2 separate regions of the Homo sapiens genome follow, and region 1 is linked to region 2. A link is a contact called in ENCODE Hi-C or POLR2A ChIA-PET data. All regions are on one chromosome and are shown on one strand. The core of a region is the stretch at or near the end of the contact, and the rest is flanking DNA. Distances in the headings are between cores, read along the strand shown. Region 1 holds the start of NADK2 (NAD kinase 2, mitochondrial). Region 2 holds the start of TARS1-DT (TARS1 divergent transcript).

Region 1 (2,700 bases), core at 108-2,607, 2.8 Mb after region 2:
GTAGCACCGGGCACTCTCCTTTTCCTAAAGTTGGTGGATGGTGGTATGGGATCAGAAACTGTTTTTAAAGTTGGTGGGGGGGGATGACAACAGGAAGATTCAAACTCTGGTTTTTCCCTTGGATTTGTATCTTTGCAGATATATTAATAAACATATCAAATATGGTATATTGTGGAGATACTGCTGCACAAGAGTCGCAGGCTTTTTTATTTCACACACTACCCAGTATACCAGCCCCTTGTCCTGACATTTCTCCTTAATAACGTACATATACAAGTCAAATTTTCTCCCTTTTCCTTCTTAGCACCAAAGACCTGTGCTTTTAAAACAAGCTCGTAGTGTCCAACGACCACGTTCCAGCAAGGAAAAGGCTCACGCTGAAGGACTTTCCGGAGTGCCCTAGGCCTCGCAGTCCTGCAGAGTAAAAGGGGGTGTGTCCGCGGTTGTTTCGGCCCTTTTCCCCCGGCAGCCCTCAGCGGCGCCCTGGGCCCCCTTTCTCGCGGCGGCCAGGGGAGCTGTTCGCAGGGCGTCCAGACCTCAGGCCACTGGCTCACTTTCTTGGAGTGGGTCCCAACCAGGGAACGAGGGCGGGGGCGGCGAGGGCACCAACGAATCCTCAAACCCCTCACTCTGAGGCCACTCGGCAGCCCCTCTTCGCCCTCCCCGCGGCGCCCCTGCCTCCTAAGTCCCTGCATGAACCACTGTCCCTCTCTCTCCCCCTCTCCCCGGCCCTGCCTCTCCCTCGCACACACGCCCAAAGGCAAAGGAGGCCCAGGGAGAAGCCAGAGGACCTGGGGGCCGCGAGAGAGGCAGGACCGGCATCTGCGGTGCCCTGGGAAGAGTCGTCCCGAGAGGTCCCCCCGAGGGGGCGCAGCCGCCACCAGAGCCCCGGCCGAGCCCGGGAGCGAAGCGGGGCCGAGCCAGGACCCACCAGCTGCTTCAGGTCCTCCTCCGAGAGCTCCGCGTAACGGTACCGCTGCTGCTCGAACTCGTACCGGGTGGTTTTGGCCACCACCACCACCCGGGAGGGGCGGAAGCCGCCGTCCGCGCGGCTGCCACAGCCCGCCAGCTCGCGCGGCTGCCCCTGCCCCAGGTGCCGCCGGCCGCCACCGTCACCGCCCAGCCGGGGCCGCGCGGCGGGGCCTCCCGCACCCGGTCCCCGCAGCGCCGCCGCCCGGCCGCCCGCCACGCGACAACAGCTGCCCAGCAAGAAGCCTCGGTAGCAAGTCATCGTGGGCCGGGCCGCGGCCGCGGGCTTGGGCTCGGGCCCCTTGCCTCAGCTCCCTACCGCCGGGAGTGCGCGCCGTCCGCGCCGCCCGGGCCTCTAACTTCGCGCCGGACGGGCAGAGGTTAAGTGCCAGGACGTGCGTGGCCCACGCGGCTAGGGGGACGTACCCAGGCGTTGACGAAGGCGGGGAAAGCGTGGCGATTGGGAAACGGGAGACCCCACGCGGGAGAAAGGTGGGCGGGGAAGAAATGGAGGCCCCAGCTAGTGGGTTTTGTTTGTTTGTTTATTCGTTTCACTCACGCCTGCATAATGGCTGCTTCGCCGCCCGGGGGCGACCTCCCCGCACCACACGCTTCCCCGAGGTCGCTCTTCTCCCGCCCCCAGGCTAACTCTATCGGCCAATCAGAGCCCGCGGCGGCTCCGGATCCGAGGGGCCGCGCCATTGGCTGCGGCCTGAGAAAGAGGTAGAATTCTGTTAGGCGATTGCGTCGCCCTGAGGAATCCAGCTGGATCCGGTCTGAGGCGGCGCGGGGCCAGCGGGTGGGGTTTTGAGCGGCTGGCGGGAAGGCAGGTTCCTGGCATATGCTCGCTTGGGTTCTGTTCTGCAGGCCGACCACGTGCCCATTGGTTTATTTGACCAGGGTCGGTGTGATAGCTGGTGTGTCTGGGGCCGGGCTGGGGGCTGAGGAGGCGGACCCGGCTCCTGCTGCACCGTGTGCGTGGCTTGGCACGAAATCCTCTCGGCGTGGGACCCAGTGCCCGCCCCGCTGCCCCCTGCCCCCCCGAAGAGCCCTACCTATAGGACAAAGTCCAAATGAATTAGTTCTTTGAAAGCTTTTAACTGGAAAGGAGTGAGTTAAAGCAATGTTTGATGACTATTGATCTGGCTTTGGAATCTTGGGTAGCTTGGGAGGCAAGAAGAGGAGGAAGGGATGCTGTTGGGATAATGACCCGTGGAGTGATCAGGACCTGGGCTGGGGTGTGACGAGAACAGAAGGAAACGTCCCATTGTAAGGGGAGAACCACATGGCAGTGCACATCCTGCTGTTCAATTCCGCAGCTCCTTAGATCCCCTTCCCCTGGCACTGTGTTTGCTCCTTTGTAGTCCTGGCGCTACGTCGCTTCTGGACTTTGGGCAGGTTACCTCATCTTTCTGGGCCTCAGATTCCTCATCTGTAAAAAGGGGGTTAGGGTGACCCCAAGGTTCTACCAAGTCCAAATCGATTCAGTGAATCTATGACTCTCCTCACGGGCCCACCAGCACCAGCGTTCATTCGTGGGTTCCCGCGGTGTGCCTGCTGTGTGCCAGGTAGTGTATTGGACTGGGAGCATACACAATGAAGCCCGATAGGTGTTTACTTGGTAAAGTTCTACCACTGACCCGTTCTCACCAAGAACTTTCCCTCACAGCAGCTGCTAATAGTGACGTGTAGTGTAACAACCTTAATAACCTGAGCTTCTAGAGGTAACAT
Region 2 (2,700 bases), core at 41-2,540:
TAACGTGTATACACAGGAAGAATCACAGCGTGATTACCCACCCCTCAGAGGGCTTCAGAAGCTTGTGGATACAATCCCAGCGACACAGGTTATGATAGGGAGAAGAGGAATTCTGTTGAGGGATTACAAAGGAGAATGAATGTATCAGGAACACATTAATTTGTACAACATCTTGTGAAAGGGTCTGCTCAGGTGTGATTACTACATTCTTGGTCTTACAGGGAGGCAACAAAAACAATTATGTTCCTTGTGATGTGTCTAAACTTTATCCTTTGCTTTGGCAGAGATGGCGTGGGGATTTAGGGGAGTGGGACCTTGAGGCTTCTTCAGTTCAGATGTCAAAACGCCATTATTTGGGGGTATGTTTCTGCGCCTCCAACACTGTTTAACAGGGAGGCTTGTTTCATCCAGTAAGGGAGTCAAGAAATGGTTCCCCGAAGAAAACGATTCTTGAAATCTGACAATAAATGAGGTGTCAAACAGGCAAAAAGTGTGTCGGAATGAGCACGGATGAGGGTAGGGTGGAAAAATCTTGGTACTTAGTCTGTGGGAAGACCTGAGGAAAAAAAGCCACTACAGTTTATAGTTCAGTGTATGGTGGGCGAACGAGATGAAGCCGAAAACTTGGACAATCAGGGATTGTCCAAGAGCAAGGGAAAGCCACCAAAGATTTTTCAGCAGATTGCCGTGATCATATTTGTATTTGAAGACTACAACGATGCTGTATGAAAAATGGATGCACAAAGCCGAATTGGGAAGCTATTGTTCCTGGAAAGTATAACCCTGAAGGCGGAGAGTTGTAGAGAACAGAACTGATGTTTAAAAAGAAAAATCCACAAAACGTGGTGGTGGAGCACGTACCTGAAGTTATGCCTATTGCGCTTCTGATTTCAAATAAGTAATTGTTTTAAATTGCCTACTAACATAAAAAAGCCCAGTCGATTCCAAACACTGGCACCCAGGCGTGAGAATCCATGGTTATTTCCTTGGGTGAGCTTTATTGTATTTTTGCGGGCGCTATGGAAATGCTCCTCCAGGCAGTACAGATCAGCAGCGGCTCGTAGTGAAGAACGTTCAAGGAAGAGTTTGTCCCGGATCAACAGGACATGGGGCTTGGGAAGCCTGGACTGCCATGAGGAAGGTCGATTCACCACTACAGACAGGGAGCCTGAGGCCTGGGTGGTGCCGACAAGTCGGCAGTCACGCCAGGTCAGGAAGCGCCGAAGCCGCGGGAAACCCTGGACTCCATCCCGGGATTTGTCCCCGTGTCGAAGATGGTATCCAGGTCGCCGAAAACTTCCCGGAAGTTTAGACCAAGACCTACTTATTATCTACGGTGTCCGGGAAGGTCCATGATTGTTCCACATAAAGTCAGAAGGGAGGAAAGGCGCACGCGCATTGGGGACTTGACTCTGGAAAGCGTCCAGACCAAGGTCAGCGGAGAGTAGGCATGTAGCTTCTGCAGTTGCTCCTCCTCACCCTCCGCGACCTGATTTCCTAGAAGGGCTCTGTCACCCGAAAAGATTTTCCACTGGCTTAGAGGAGGGAGGGCCCGCCTTCCCCCGTTATCCATTGGCTGCTCGTTCCGCCGCAAGTTGGGGGCGGGGTTAGGGCGCCTTTCGATTGCATCAGCTGGTCCAGCCGAGGCCAAGTCCCGGGCGCTAGCCCACCTCCCACCCGCCTCTTGGCTCCTCTCCTCTAGGCCGTCGCTTTCGGGTTCTCTCATCGCTTCGTCGTTCGCCAATGTTTGAGGAGAAGGCCAGCAGTCCTTCAGGGAAGATGGGAGGCGAGGAGAAGCCGGTGAGCAAACTTGGTGGGACCCAGAGACCAGCCTGGGACTCTAGTGGGTGCAGACGCTACGCTCGCGGCGGGAGCGGGGGGCAGGAAGCAGGAAGCGGCCGGGACCGCGTGGGTCGGAGAAGTGGGGGATGGTGGGACTCCTGGAAAGTCGGAACCCCCTTTGGGAACCATCCATTCATAAATTAGGGTGGGGCCTTGCAGTTCATCTGTGGGTCCATTCTCTTTACAGATGAGGAAACAGACCTTGAGTGAGCGACTTGTTCAGAGCCTCACATCTACAGTAGTTAGACGCGGAGACAGAATCAGAATCTTAGGCTTGAGGCTTCCAAACTTGCGTTTATGGCTTACTGTAAGCGGGAAACACATTGCAGAGCCTTATTTAATCAATCTCCTAAGATCCTGCGGGGGTAAAGAGCTCCATTTTAAGGAAAGGAAAACCGAGTGCCCGAGATCTGACCCAGCTTGTCCAAGTTTGGGTGGTTAAGTATACATTTTGCCCGGCACTGATCTGGGCGGTGCATGTGGGAAGATGAATAGGGCCCAGTTCCCCGACTTTGAGGGCCTCACAGGCTGATGTGTAAGAGACAGGAAAACAGCCCTAGTGCTTTGTGATCAACCTTGTGGTATTACAGAAGAGGAAGTTTAGGAAGGCACTTTAGAATTTAGTTTGGAAGAATGATTTCACCAGGTAAACAGGCAGGACGGGGCTTCCCACGTAAAGGTAGGGAAGGCAGTGAAAAGGGGCACGCAGGTGAATTGTCTTTCGGGTTGTTTGCAAGAGATATGCCAGAAGGGTTAAAGGAACAGTAATCAGAAGGATCTTAGGCAACAAGGATGTTTGAAACTTGTATTCTATACATGAAGGATCTTAAGCAGGAAGATTGTATTTGTAAAAGTCAC

The links. A loop is a pair of places that touch in the nucleus more often than their neighbours do. ChIA-PET counts read pairs that join two places held with the same protein, here RNA polymerase II (POLR2A). Pooled maps may share reads with other maps.
Region 1: a map of CD8-positive, alpha-beta T cell shows a loop between it and region 2 (7-fold over the local background). The contact joins the promoter of NADK2 here to the promoter of TARS1-DT in region 2. A Hi-C loop is called at or near these places in 4 of 168 maps with a recorded cell type or tissue (CD4-positive, alpha-beta T cell, CD4-positive, alpha-beta memory T cell, CD8-positive, alpha-beta T cell and 1 more) and 9 of 50 pooled maps. POLR2A ChIA-PET finds 5 or more read pairs at or near these places in 1 of 52 experiments (CD4-positive, alpha-beta T cell).

Annotation. Positions count from the first base shown.
Region 1 is chr5:36,240,568-36,243,267 of GRCh38, forward strand. NADK2 (NAD kinase 2, mitochondrial) reads right to left here and starts at 1,358. Exons shown (of 12, transcript NM_001085411.3): 1 at 932-1,358. The coding sequence starts at 1,231. It overlaps LOC124900962 (a long non-coding RNA gene), which reads left to right and starts at 1,335. Exons shown (of 3, transcript XR_007058733.1): 1 at 1,335-1,461. RefSeq lists enhancers at 263-332, 1,683-1,882 and a silencer at 423-1,442.
Region 2 is chr5:33,439,344-33,442,043 of GRCh38, forward strand. TARS1-DT (TARS1 divergent transcript) reads right to left here and starts at 1,291. Exons shown (of 3, transcript XR_001742630.2): 1 at 862-1,291. It overlaps TARS1 (threonyl-tRNA synthetase 1), which reads left to right and starts at 1,622. Exons shown (of 19, transcript NM_152295.5): 1 at 1,622-1,800. The coding sequence starts at 1,744. RefSeq lists enhancers at 968-1,555, 1,210-1,519, 1,620-1,809, 2,070-2,129, 2,144-2,700.